Linked DNA regions of Homo sapiens: regions 2 and 3 are each linked to region 1. The links are chromatin contacts, found by Hi-C or POLR2A ChIA-PET in ENCODE. All regions are on one chromosome and are shown on one strand. Each heading gives the region's core, a stretch centred on a gene start or an enhancer-like site at or near the end of the contact. The rest is flanking DNA. Distances are from core to core; before and after follow the strand shown.

What was found. A loop is a pair of places that touch in the nucleus more often than their neighbours do. ChIA-PET counts read pairs that join two places held with the same protein, here RNA polymerase II (POLR2A). Pooled maps may share reads with other maps.
Region 2: a loop to region 1 is called in a map of gastrocnemius medialis, with 10 times the contacts of the local background. The contact joins the promoter of SLC71A2 here to the promoter of AOPEP in region 1. A Hi-C loop is called at or near these places in 3 of 168 maps with a recorded cell type or tissue (CD4-positive, alpha-beta T cell, CD8-positive, alpha-beta T cell and gastrocnemius medialis), 5 of 37 single-sample maps with no recorded cell type and 9 of 50 pooled maps.
Region 3: a loop to region 1 is called in a pooled map, with 3 times the contacts of the local background. The contact joins the enhancer-like site here to the promoter of AOPEP in region 1. A Hi-C loop is called at or near these places in 1 of 168 maps with a recorded cell type or tissue (MCF 10A) and 3 of 50 pooled maps. POLR2A ChIA-PET finds 5 or more read pairs at or near these places in 2 of 52 experiments (A549 and HEK293).

Annotation. Positions count from the first base shown.
Region 1 is chr9:94,725,099-94,728,710 of GRCh38, reverse strand. AOPEP (aminopeptidase O (putative)) reads right to left here and starts at 2,012. Exons shown (of 17, transcript NM_001193329.3): 1 at 1,960-2,012. RefSeq lists enhancers at 1,741-2,220, 1,743-2,285, 2,231-2,400.
Region 2 is chr9:94,372,945-94,376,556 of GRCh38, reverse strand. SLC71A2 (solute carrier family 71 member 2) reads right to left here and starts at 1,988. Exons shown (of 12, transcript NM_032558.3): 1 at 1,630-1,988. The coding sequence starts at 1,737. RefSeq lists enhancers at 1,219-1,718, 1,719-2,220 and a silencer at 1,770-2,169.
Region 3 is chr9:95,024,088-95,027,699 of GRCh38, reverse strand. The region is part of intron 13 of AOPEP (aminopeptidase O (putative)); the gene reads right to left. Among named protein-coding and RNA genes, the nearest start is that of MIR6081, 39 kb to the left of the region's middle. RefSeq lists an enhancer at 3,222-3,612. Within about 2 kb of position 1,784, at least 26 of the 41 ENCODE cell types and tissues checked have a DNase peak (open chromatin) inside an H3K27ac peak, as active enhancers do.

The DNA of each region.
Region 1 (3,612 bases), core at 763-3,262:
CCTTGCTTCATCAATCATCCAGCCCTCTAAATCCTTGACCTCAGCATCTTCCTGTTTCCAAGCCCTTTCCACCTCACAAATGTGAATGTTCCAGTCTCTTCTTACAGGAAAAACCCACAAATGAACAAAACCCTCCCTTAAGTCCACATCTCCCTCTAACTCTTCTTTATCTCCTCACAGCCAAATTCCTTAGAAGAACTGTCCTCGACCGGGCACAGTGAGGTCAAAAATCTACTCGGCATCCTGAGTGTTTAAGAAGGCAAGAAATTGTGTAGTACATTTTTAAAATTTCCATCTCAAAGAGTCAATAAAATTTTCATTTCTAAAGAAGTATTAAGCTCTCAACTGTAAAATTACCCATTCCCTGAGGACTCCAAACAGCAGGGTTTTACTGCACAATCTTGTTTGCCATTTATCTCATTCTTAAAAATAAGGATGGTGTGTGTGTGTGTGTGTGTGTGTGTGTGTGTGCATGCGCGCACGCAGGAAGGATCACAAATTAAGCTTTCCAGGTGTTTTAACTCCAGGAATATGGGAACTTAACACAGTATTAAAGATATTAAAAAGTGTTAAATCATTTGTGTAGGTGAACAAACTCATAAAATTGTGTGCAACTATTGTAAAAAGCCTAAAATTTGAGCATTAGTAGAGTCCTTTAAGAAAAGTGCAGGCTTTGAAGTTATATTCAGACCTGAATTTAAATCTTGATTTTGCCATTTAGTTAACTGTGAATTTTTAGCAAGTCAATTTCATATAACCGAAACTCAATTTCCTTCTCTATAAATTGGGGGTAATAATTCCTAACTCACGAGGTGGTTGTATGAAGTAAGGAGAAAACATATGCAAAGTGTTGAACACAGTACCTGGGATAAAGCAGATGGGCCAACAGTAAGCAACTATTATTATACCCTAACCTTATTCTACTTTGTCCCCCAAATATTGGAAGAATCTAATCTTCCCAATTAGCAAGTCATTGGAAGGCTTCCCAGACTTATACGAAGCACAATATACACTATTCAAAAATGGAACAGACTAAAAGTATTTTAAAAATACAAAACCAAACAATCAATGAGATCAAGGATTTCAGAATTCTGCTTCTCGTCCCATATACTCAGCATCTATTCTGTCTGGTTTTGTAATAACCCATATTATTTCTTTATCAACCATATGAACCTTATTGTTGTTTTTTTGCGATCTAAACATCCCTAGCGGGTTATGTTACTTATTTTGAGGGCTACCTTTGCAAGGGTAATTGTCATCATTGCACGAAAACCAAAAAGAAATCAGGTACAAGGGGCATTTTATGCAATGCTATTAACTGTTCCATGCATCTCAACAGTGGATTGGATCCTAAGTGGATATTTTATTATCACAATAGATAATCATAATCACATTACTGTGCCACCCCCTCCCCGCCCATGCATGCGTTCATGAACAAAACTCCAGACTAACAGTATGAATGTTCTATAGGGACCCCAAAACTCAAAATGTGGTGCTCTCAGTAAAGATCCTCCGGGGGAAGAAGAGGCGGATGGGTTTCACTGCAAGTGGAAATGAATCGAATCGAAACTGTTCTGCCTACTTAAGACTGGAGATGAGCCCTGTGGGGCTAGAAGCCGAGACCGGCAGGTGACCGAGGGCCTGGAGGCAAGAGACGAAGGAGGAGGCACCCAGAGGCTGAGAAAGGTCTGTGCCGCCGGGGAGAAGACAGCCAGAGCCCGTGGCCACCTCTACAGCTGAGGTGGTAAGATGTGACCGCTCCGCCCAGTCCCCAGGATGGGTTTCAGCCCCAGGAGTCTGGGAGAACTGAGGAGGGGATGCGGGTCCTCGCTGGTCGAGCAAAAGTGAGGGTAAGGGAGGGTTCCCCGTCGCCTTCAGAACGGAATGATGCTGTCCCCGCCGCCATCCCGACGCCGGAGGAGAGGAAGGCAGGGACCCAACAGGGAGCGAACAGGTTACCTGTCTCAGCCGCGTCCCACGGGTCACCACTTCCGCAGACTCGGGGTTACTACGGGCTACCCCGGCACGCGCCGGGTGACGTCATCCACACGCGCCCGGGGCCGCATTCTGCCTGACCCGCCTTCCGCTAGGCCCGCCCCCTTAGGATGAGAGGGCGAGACCGCCCGGGGGAGATCTGCGCAGGCGCGGAGCTGCCGCGGTCATAGGAGGGCGCGAGCAGCTTGGCTGGCTAGGGCTTGTAGAGTTGCCCTGGTACCCTAGTATTCCTAATTGCAAAATCTTTATGAAGCTTAAGAAAAAAATCACCAGCCTGGGCAACCTGGGGAGGCCCCGTCTCTACAAAAAAATTAAAAAATTAGCCGAGTGTGGTGGCGTGCACCTGTGGTCCAGCTACTATGGAGGCTGAGGCAGGAGGATTGCTTAGGTCCAGGAGTTCGAGGCTGCAATGAGCTATGAACGTGCCACTACACTCCACCCTGAGCCACAGAGCAAGACCCTGTTTCAAATAAAATTTAAAAAAAGTTACTGAAATACAGATGTGCAATTTTATTCCTTAGCCTAGTCTCACCTCTGCTGCATGTGACTATTGTTCACATATTAATTCCACCACAATTTAAGGTCCTCCTGTGTGCCAGGCAAGCACCCTTAACAAAAGCTGGGGAAACAACCAGGAACAAGACAGACGCTGTGCCTTCCCTCATGGGGATTACTTTCTAGTTGAGAAAGCAAACATTAAATGTAGAAGGAAAGGCCGGGCGCGGTGGCTCACGCTTGTAATCCCAGCACTTTGGGAGGCCGAGGCAGGCGGATCACAAAGTCAGGAGATCGAGACCATCCTGGCTAACACGGTGAAACCCCGTCTCTACTAAAAATACAAAAAATTAGCCGGGCGAGGTGGTGGGCGCCTGTAGTCCCAGCTACTCGGGAGGCTGAGGCAGGAGAATGGCGGGAACCCCGGGGGGCGGAGCCTGCAGTGAGCCGAGATCGCGCCACTGCACTCCAACCTGGGCGACAGCGAGACTCCATCTCAAAAAAAAAAAAAAAAGTAGAAGGAAAATAAGTTGCTGAGAAATTAAAGGAAGACAGGTGACCTTTTGATTTGAGATGTCAAGAAAGTGCCCTCTGAAGAGGTTCAGTAAACTGAGAAGCAGCCAACTCTGTGGAGAGCTAAGGAAAGAACAGCCAAGAGAAGAATCTACATGTGAGCAAGCAATAGGGAAGGGGCAGAATGTGGTGCCTTGGAGAAAGTGAGAAAGTAGGTCATGGGAAGAACAGAGGATGAGATCAAGAAGGCAAGGAGAGTCCCCATCATGCACAGACTCTCTGGGTTCCTGTGAGGAATACGAGTTTATTCGAAGTGTAAGGGGAAACTAGTGAAGAGTTATCAACACGTAAGTGACAGGATCTAGTTTTATAACATCACCCTGCTAGCTGCTGTGTATACATGAAACTTTTGAGAAACAATTTAAAAGGATGCAAAGAGAAGAGTTGCTTTTGCAATGAGCAGGTAAGAAATGATAGAAATGGACAAATTTCAGGAATAATTCTGAGGTAGATGTGACAGACTTGGAGATGAGTTTAGATAAGGGAGATAAGGAAAAGAAAAGTGTCAAAAATAATTCTTAAATTTGGGGCCTAAGCAAATAGCTGGAT
Region 2 (3,612 bases), core at 739-3,238, 350 kb after region 1:
AATGCTTCAACCTGCCAATTTATTTTTTTATTCTGTAAGCCATAAGGAGCCAATGAAAAAAATTAAGGACAGCAGTAATGATCATCTTTACATGCTAGAACACACTACTCAGCCACGTGCAAGGTGGACTGACGCTGGGGTGAGCAAGGGTCTTGAAAGAGATAGTCAAAGTCTGGGTCAAAAATGCTGAGGAAATTCTGAGCATAAGAATGCATAGGAGAGGATAAAAACCTAAAATCTGTATCTAATAAACTTAGCTAGACTTTCTGATTGTTTTAAGTATGGGAAGGGATGAAGGAAGCTACCTCGCAGGTTACTAGCTGGGCCACTGGTTAGTAATTACTGTCCATCAATTCATGAGACAGGAGGAGGAACTGGTGCTTTAGTTTTGTGTAGCAAGCAGGAAGAGGACAAGTCTACTTAACGCGAATCAAAATGAGAGCAAGCAATTATACAGAATTTCTCTCCCTCGACAAAATAAGCTTCTCATATTACAGAGATCTTAACTTTGAAATGCTTTTCAAAATAGGGAGTCACTTGGGCTGGGAGGGGACTTCAACTAAGTCCTCATTTTACAGAGGAGGCACTGAGGGGCAAGGCTGTTTCAATACCCTGTCCAGAGTGCGCACTGTTCAGGCAAAACCAGGACTAAAAACCAGCTCTGCCGGATCCGTTCTACCTACTGCTCCTTCTGCTTCAGCTGCCCTCCCAACCTACTAATAGGGATTTACATCCCCAAATACGTTCATGTAAACACTTAGCATTCTTCAACTAAACACAAAATCAGATATGTAAGCTAAAAATCTAAAGCCAAAAACATGTATTTAATTTCCATAAAATTTCTACTTTTCTTTGGAAAAACTTTCCCATTGTGTCAGTTTCTATTCACTGTAACATTCTCTATATTTCAGGTCCTAAGACCAAAAAAAAAAAATCCTTTTTAAACTTAGGCCTTGAAGAAACGACAAACCCTCTAGGCTTAATATTGCACCATATGAAACCACTGACACAGACAAGGCCTGTTCTGCCGAAACCAGGCCAGTTAAGTCAGGGCTCAATTGCTTCTGTATCATTGTCAGAAGCCATCTCGACCTCAAGCAAAAGTAAAACTGGAGAAAGAGGCCAGCCTAACTTGCTCCTCGGCTGGTCCCCAGCAACGCCCCTGGAAACTCTGCTCCCCATCGCTAGGACCGCCCCTCCGACGCCGGGAGAACACGGAAGGAGCAGCAAGGCGCTGCCCGGCATCTGCCGCCAACTTCCCCGTCGACGGTCTGATTCAAATGCTCCCTACCTGTTTTCCATGTAGACTTGGAGAGAAACTGCGCCAGGAAAACTGTTATCAACTGTTACAGGGACGGAGAACTCCGAAATAACCAAATTACTACTTATATTCACTGTCCCATGTCTAGCGCCTTTTGAAACAATAACCAAATCCTGTAAAGTTTTGTCTGCGATGAGCAGTCACTAGGAAAAACCTGTATTCGTGATGAATTCGCCTCCCCCCCCAGAAAAGGACCGACTTTCCAAGAGCCGAAGCCCCTGCCCGGAGCGGCGGGCTCGCGGGCCCTGGGTGCGACCCCACCCAGCCTCCCCGGGATTCAGGCAGCCGGGCCCCGCGCCCGCGCTCACCCAGGTGCTCCCCGCGGCCTGCGCGCCCGCGCGCTTCTCCGGCATGGCTCCCGCCTCGGGCTCCGACGCCGCCTTCTCCTCCAGCTCCGGCGGCGGCTCCACGCTCATGCCGCGGCCATGCCCGCGCCAGCCCGGGGCGCTCCGGGACGACGGCGACGCCGCGGAGGCGGCGGCGGTGCCCGCGCCCTCATGGGCTCTGCGGCCCGCGGCGGCCTGCGGGTCAGGCGGCGGCGCCAGCGGCGGCGCCGAGGGCTGAGGAGGCGGCGGAGGCTGAAGCTGCGGATCAGGCTAGCAGAAGACCGCAGCTCCAGGAACCGACCACTTATCAAACCGCACCGACCCCGACTCTCGCAGTTACCGGCGGCGTCAGGGGCGGGCTGCACGGTTAAGAGACTGTGCCCCGCCCCGCCTCCCCACAGGCCGGCGCCGGGCAGGAGGCCCCGCCCCGCACCTCAGCTCCCGCCTCGAGAACGAGTCCCGCGCCTGAGTAGCCTCCAGCGACGCCACGCCCACTTCAGAGACCCCTCCTTTACCTCGCGACTGGCCCCTTGGCATCAGGACTTCGCGGCGCGCGGGAAGTACGTCATTTCGAGAGCCCGTACGACTGATTTCTTTTTCCGGAGAATCTGGACTGAGGCTAGCAAGCGGGGAGGGGCAAACTCGTGGGGGTTTGGTAGTGATTGCAGTTCAGTTTTGGTCTTGGTTTGCGCCAACCCGCCAACCTCTCAAGTTTTTCTATGGTTCTCTAAGAAGAAAATAATATACTAGCAATGTTTCCCAAACGTACTTGAACACAACACTTTTTATTCTTGACACATGATTAATATCTTGTAGAATGTGTAGGACGCAGTTGGAAAAGCCTGGCTTATGTTTATTTATTTTGAAAGATATGCACCTAATACTGAAATATAAAAAAGCCTACAGGCCTGGAGCGGTGGCCCACACCTATAATCCCAGCACTTTGGGAGGCCGAGGCGGCTGGTTCACCTGAGGTCAGGAGTTAGAGACCAGCCTGGCCAACGCGGTGAAACCCTGTCTCTACTAAAAAACAAAAACAAAAACAAAAAACACCAAAAAAATTAGCCGGGCTTGGTGGCGCACGCCTGTAATCCAAGCTACTCGGGAGGCTGAGGCAGGAGAATAGCTTGAACCTGGGAGCCGGAGGTTGCAGTGAGCCGAGATAGCGTCACTGCACTCCATCCTGGGCGACAGAGTGAGGCTCTGTCTCACAAAAAAAAAAAAAAAATCTTTTTACAAACATCAATAGAAAAAAGAATAAAATTATTTCTATTAACAGGATTAGTAATTTTAATTGAATTAAAGTCATTTCATTTAAGAATTTTTTCAGGTTGGGCGTGGTGGCTCACGCCTGTAATCCCAGGACTTTGGCAGGCAGAGGTGGGCGGATCGCCTGAGGTCAAGAGTTCCAGACCAGCCTGGCCAACATGGTGAAACCCCGTCTCTACTAAAAATACAGAAGTTAGCCGGGCATGGTGGCGGATGCCTGTAATCCCAGCTACTTGGGAGGCTGAGGGAAGAGAATCGCTTGAACCCAGGAGGCGGAGGTTGCAGTGAGCCGAGATGGTGCACTGCACTCCACCCTGGGTGACAAGAGTGAGACTTCGTCTCCAAAAAAAAAAAAAAAAAAAGCCTCTTTTTCGCTTCCCACCCACTACCCCCAAACACACACACACACACTTTGCAGAAGTCTTTACTTTTATTTATTTATTTATTTATTTGAGACAGAGTCTTGCTCTGTCACCCAGGCTACAGTCACCCAGCCTAGATCAGTGGCGTGATCTAGGTTCACTGCAACCTCTACCTCCCGCATTCAAGCGACTCTCCTGCCTGAGCCTGCCGAGTAGCTGGGATTACAGGTGCGCGTCACCATGCCCGGCTAATTTTTGTATTTTTAGTAGAGACGGGGTTTCACCATGTTGGCTGGGCTGGTCTTGAACTACTGACTTCAAGTGATCCGCCCCC
Region 3 (3,612 bases), core at 535-3,034, 300 kb before region 1:
TACTGCTAGTTGCATTTTTAATAAAGAATCCTTAAAAGCTACCAAATTCTAACACCTAGAACTTCACTATTTAATTATTTAAAGCACCCCAAAACATGGCTCTACAGACACATGTGTGTCTTTTCTATATTAAAACAATGTGTATAATCAGAAATACAAACTGACAAACATTGGTTTGAGTAACAGAACTAAAAAAAAGAATTCAAAATACCAAAAACATCACTCCTCAAAGTAAATTTAATTTAGACAATATCACATACACACATCAACTCAATACTTTATATCAAGTCCACAAGAAAAAAACATAATTAAATGGAATGTGTTTAACTGTTGCATGCATGACTGGTGGTAGAACCTAGAGAGTAGGGAGGATAGGCATCAAAGACTACAAGTTTATTTATTTTATTATTCTATTTTATTTTATTATTTTTTGAGACAGGGTCTCACTCTGGCTCTGTCACCCACACTGGGGTATAGTGGTGTGGTCACAGCTCACTGCAGCCTTGAACTCCTGGGCTCAAGCGATCCTCCCACCTCAGCCTCCCAAGTAGCTGGAACCACAGGTGCATGCCACCGTATCCAGCTAACTTTTGTATTTTTTTATAGAGATGGGGTTTCGCCATGTTGCCCAGGCTGGTCTCGAACTCCTAGGTTCAAGCGATCCACCCGCCTCAGCTCCCAAAGTACTGGGATTACAAGCGTGAGCCACCACTCCCACCCTACAGTTTTAATTAACATGTGTTAACAATGCTTGAAAAACTGTAAATACCTTAAAATAGTTCCTAGCTTTCTTCTGTACCTAAGAATATAAAACAAGTCAACAGTTAAGGTTATATTCCTTATAGCTCATGGCAAAGATGTGGAGAAACTGGGACCCTTGTTCATCACTGGTGGGAAGGTAATGTGGTATAGCCACTTTGGAAAACAATCTAGGCTTCTTAAATCACTCCATTTACTCAACTGCTCATATAAATTTACTCAACTTACGTGACTCCTAGGTCATCTATCGGAGAGAGGTAAAAGCATATGTTCATTTAACAACTCATCTGTACTTACTGCAGCATTACTACAGCCCTAAACTGGAAATAACCCAAATGTGCATCAACTGGTGAACAGACAGATAAAATGTGGTGTAACCATAAAATGGAATACTGTCCAGGAATAAAGGGAACACAGCGATACACACTGCGACATGCATGCACCTCAATACGTTATGCTAAGTGAAAGAAAACAAACACGTAAGACCATGTATTATATGATTCCACTGATATGAAATGTCCAGAAACTGCAAATCTACAGAAACAAGAAGTAGATTTACAGGTTGCCTAGGGATGAGGAGAGGGGGAAATAGGCAGTGATTAGTGATGGATGCCAGGGGTTTCTCTGGGATGATGGAAATGTTTTAAAACTAGATTGTGGTGATGGTTGCACAACTTAGCTAACTTACTTAAAATCAGTGAATTGTTTATGGCACGTAAATTACGCCTTAAAGTTGTTAAAAACATATATATACACAGAAAGAACCTGTGCTGAAGCCCTGGGTAGCTATGAAGTGTTAAATCTATATTCCGGTTTTCTCTTACTTTCTTGACTTCAGAGTGGAAAAGATGACATCAGTCCATTAGCATTATGAGAATGCAGAATTTTGCTATTCAATTTCCTCTAAAGATAATAAAGGAACACGGGGGAGGGACGCATGCAGGGGAGCAAATAAATCTGCTCTTTCCTCATTACGGAGTTCAAACTGGGTCACAGCCCTATTAGGCTTAACCACTCGGAGCTTACTTATTACTGCTTGCTGCCGGCGGAGGCAGTGCTGGGGCCTGGGAACTGGCAGAGTCCAGTGATGATCATGACCACTGCCCTAGGAACACACGACTTTTAGAATGGGCTAACCCAAGCAAGACACCTAGGCTAAGCATAATGGGCACTCTGAACAATTAGGAAATGACACTACAGAAATTCTTATCTTTAGCTCATGTAACCTAAAACCTTACACAAGTCACTTACCTCCCAAACTTCAAAGTTATGTTTTATTTGTTAAAATCACTATCAACTTAATAATTATACAAAACGAAAATACCAATGTGGTAAGCAGGCAGCCCATGCCCAATAATCTAAGACGACCTTTCTTGCACCTTTTCTCCCAACTCCTGATGAATTAACTTTTGCCAAGTACCTACTAAACTCACTGCTTTGCTCAGTGGGGTCAGCTCTGGCAGCTAACCTACCAGCTCTGCTTTGCAGACTCATCAACAACTCTTGTCTGTCTGACAAGGCACTGAGCCGTATCCAGCACTGTTGCTGTGGACAAGGAAGTAGCAATGGGCCACGTCTGCAGTGGCTGTGGGCTGACAGTATCTGTTAACAGAAGGCTGGAAGGAGTAGGGGGACACCAGCATATGTAATGGCCTCTGCTGGGAAAATGGATCACGGGAGAAGGAAGAACAAGGACAAGCCAGAATTTCTGACCATCCAAAAGCCAGGACACCAAGACTGCCCCAGCCATAAGACCATGACACATGCACCAGGTGCAGCAGGTGAGCACTGTAGACCATCTTTTATTCCCTGTAGAAAAGCTATTGAGAATGGTTCTAGCATAAAGAAAAGACAAATATTTAAGTTGATTGAGATCCCAAATATAATGATTTGATTTTTATAAATTATATGATGGTACTAAATCACATGTACCCTAAAACTATGTATACCTATTATCCATCAATAACAAATAAATAAATATGAAGCTAATAAAGTAAAACAGTTCATTGGCCTAAGGGGAAAAAAAGGTTTTGAATAGGAAAGCAAAATAATAACAAGTATGATAAGAGGGCCAATCTGATAGAAATGGTTGGAATTATTTTTAGCTGAAGTCGATAGGATGAAAATCTAACCGTATGAAAAGTGAAATGCTGTGGAAGAGTAGAGGAAGCAGGAAATCGGAAACGCTATATTTATCCCCTCCCCTCCCACCATTCCCTTGAGTATTTCCTTTATTTTGAGAAGAAAGCAATAAAATTATTCTCCATACCAACATTCTCCCTCCTCTCAGAGACACTCTGGCAAACAAACCGGCCAAAGGCCTCATGGAACGTGGGGCCACACGCTCAGGCTCAGAGTACAAAACTACTGCCAGCTCTTGGGCAGTCGGTACTCACACAGGGGTCAGATACCATATCTAGAAACGGCTCTGGCCAATGACCAGGTGGCGTTTCCCTAGGCCTAGGAGATCCCTGGTCACTCTCAAGGCTGAGGGGAAGAACAGCACAGCCTGGAGAAAACAATGAGAATGCTCCCGAGGCCTCATGGAGGCAGTGCTGCCAGTGGCTGCTCACGAGCTTGTGGATGAACTGCTACTCTCTGTTGACAAAGGTAAGGATATTCCAACAAGGACACGGACTATGGAAAACAACTGGTGGCATTTTTCTCATGATTCATTCCTATCCTACGTTCTCTCTCATTCCTGACTCTCCATTTAAAATAAACTTCTCAAGGAAAAGCAGGGATCAGGTGGGGAAAAACAACAACCTGCCTGGATGATAGAGCCGGCTGGCTGATCTAACATTTGACATGAAAATTATCCGACATAAAACCATAATTTCTTTTCCCATAAAA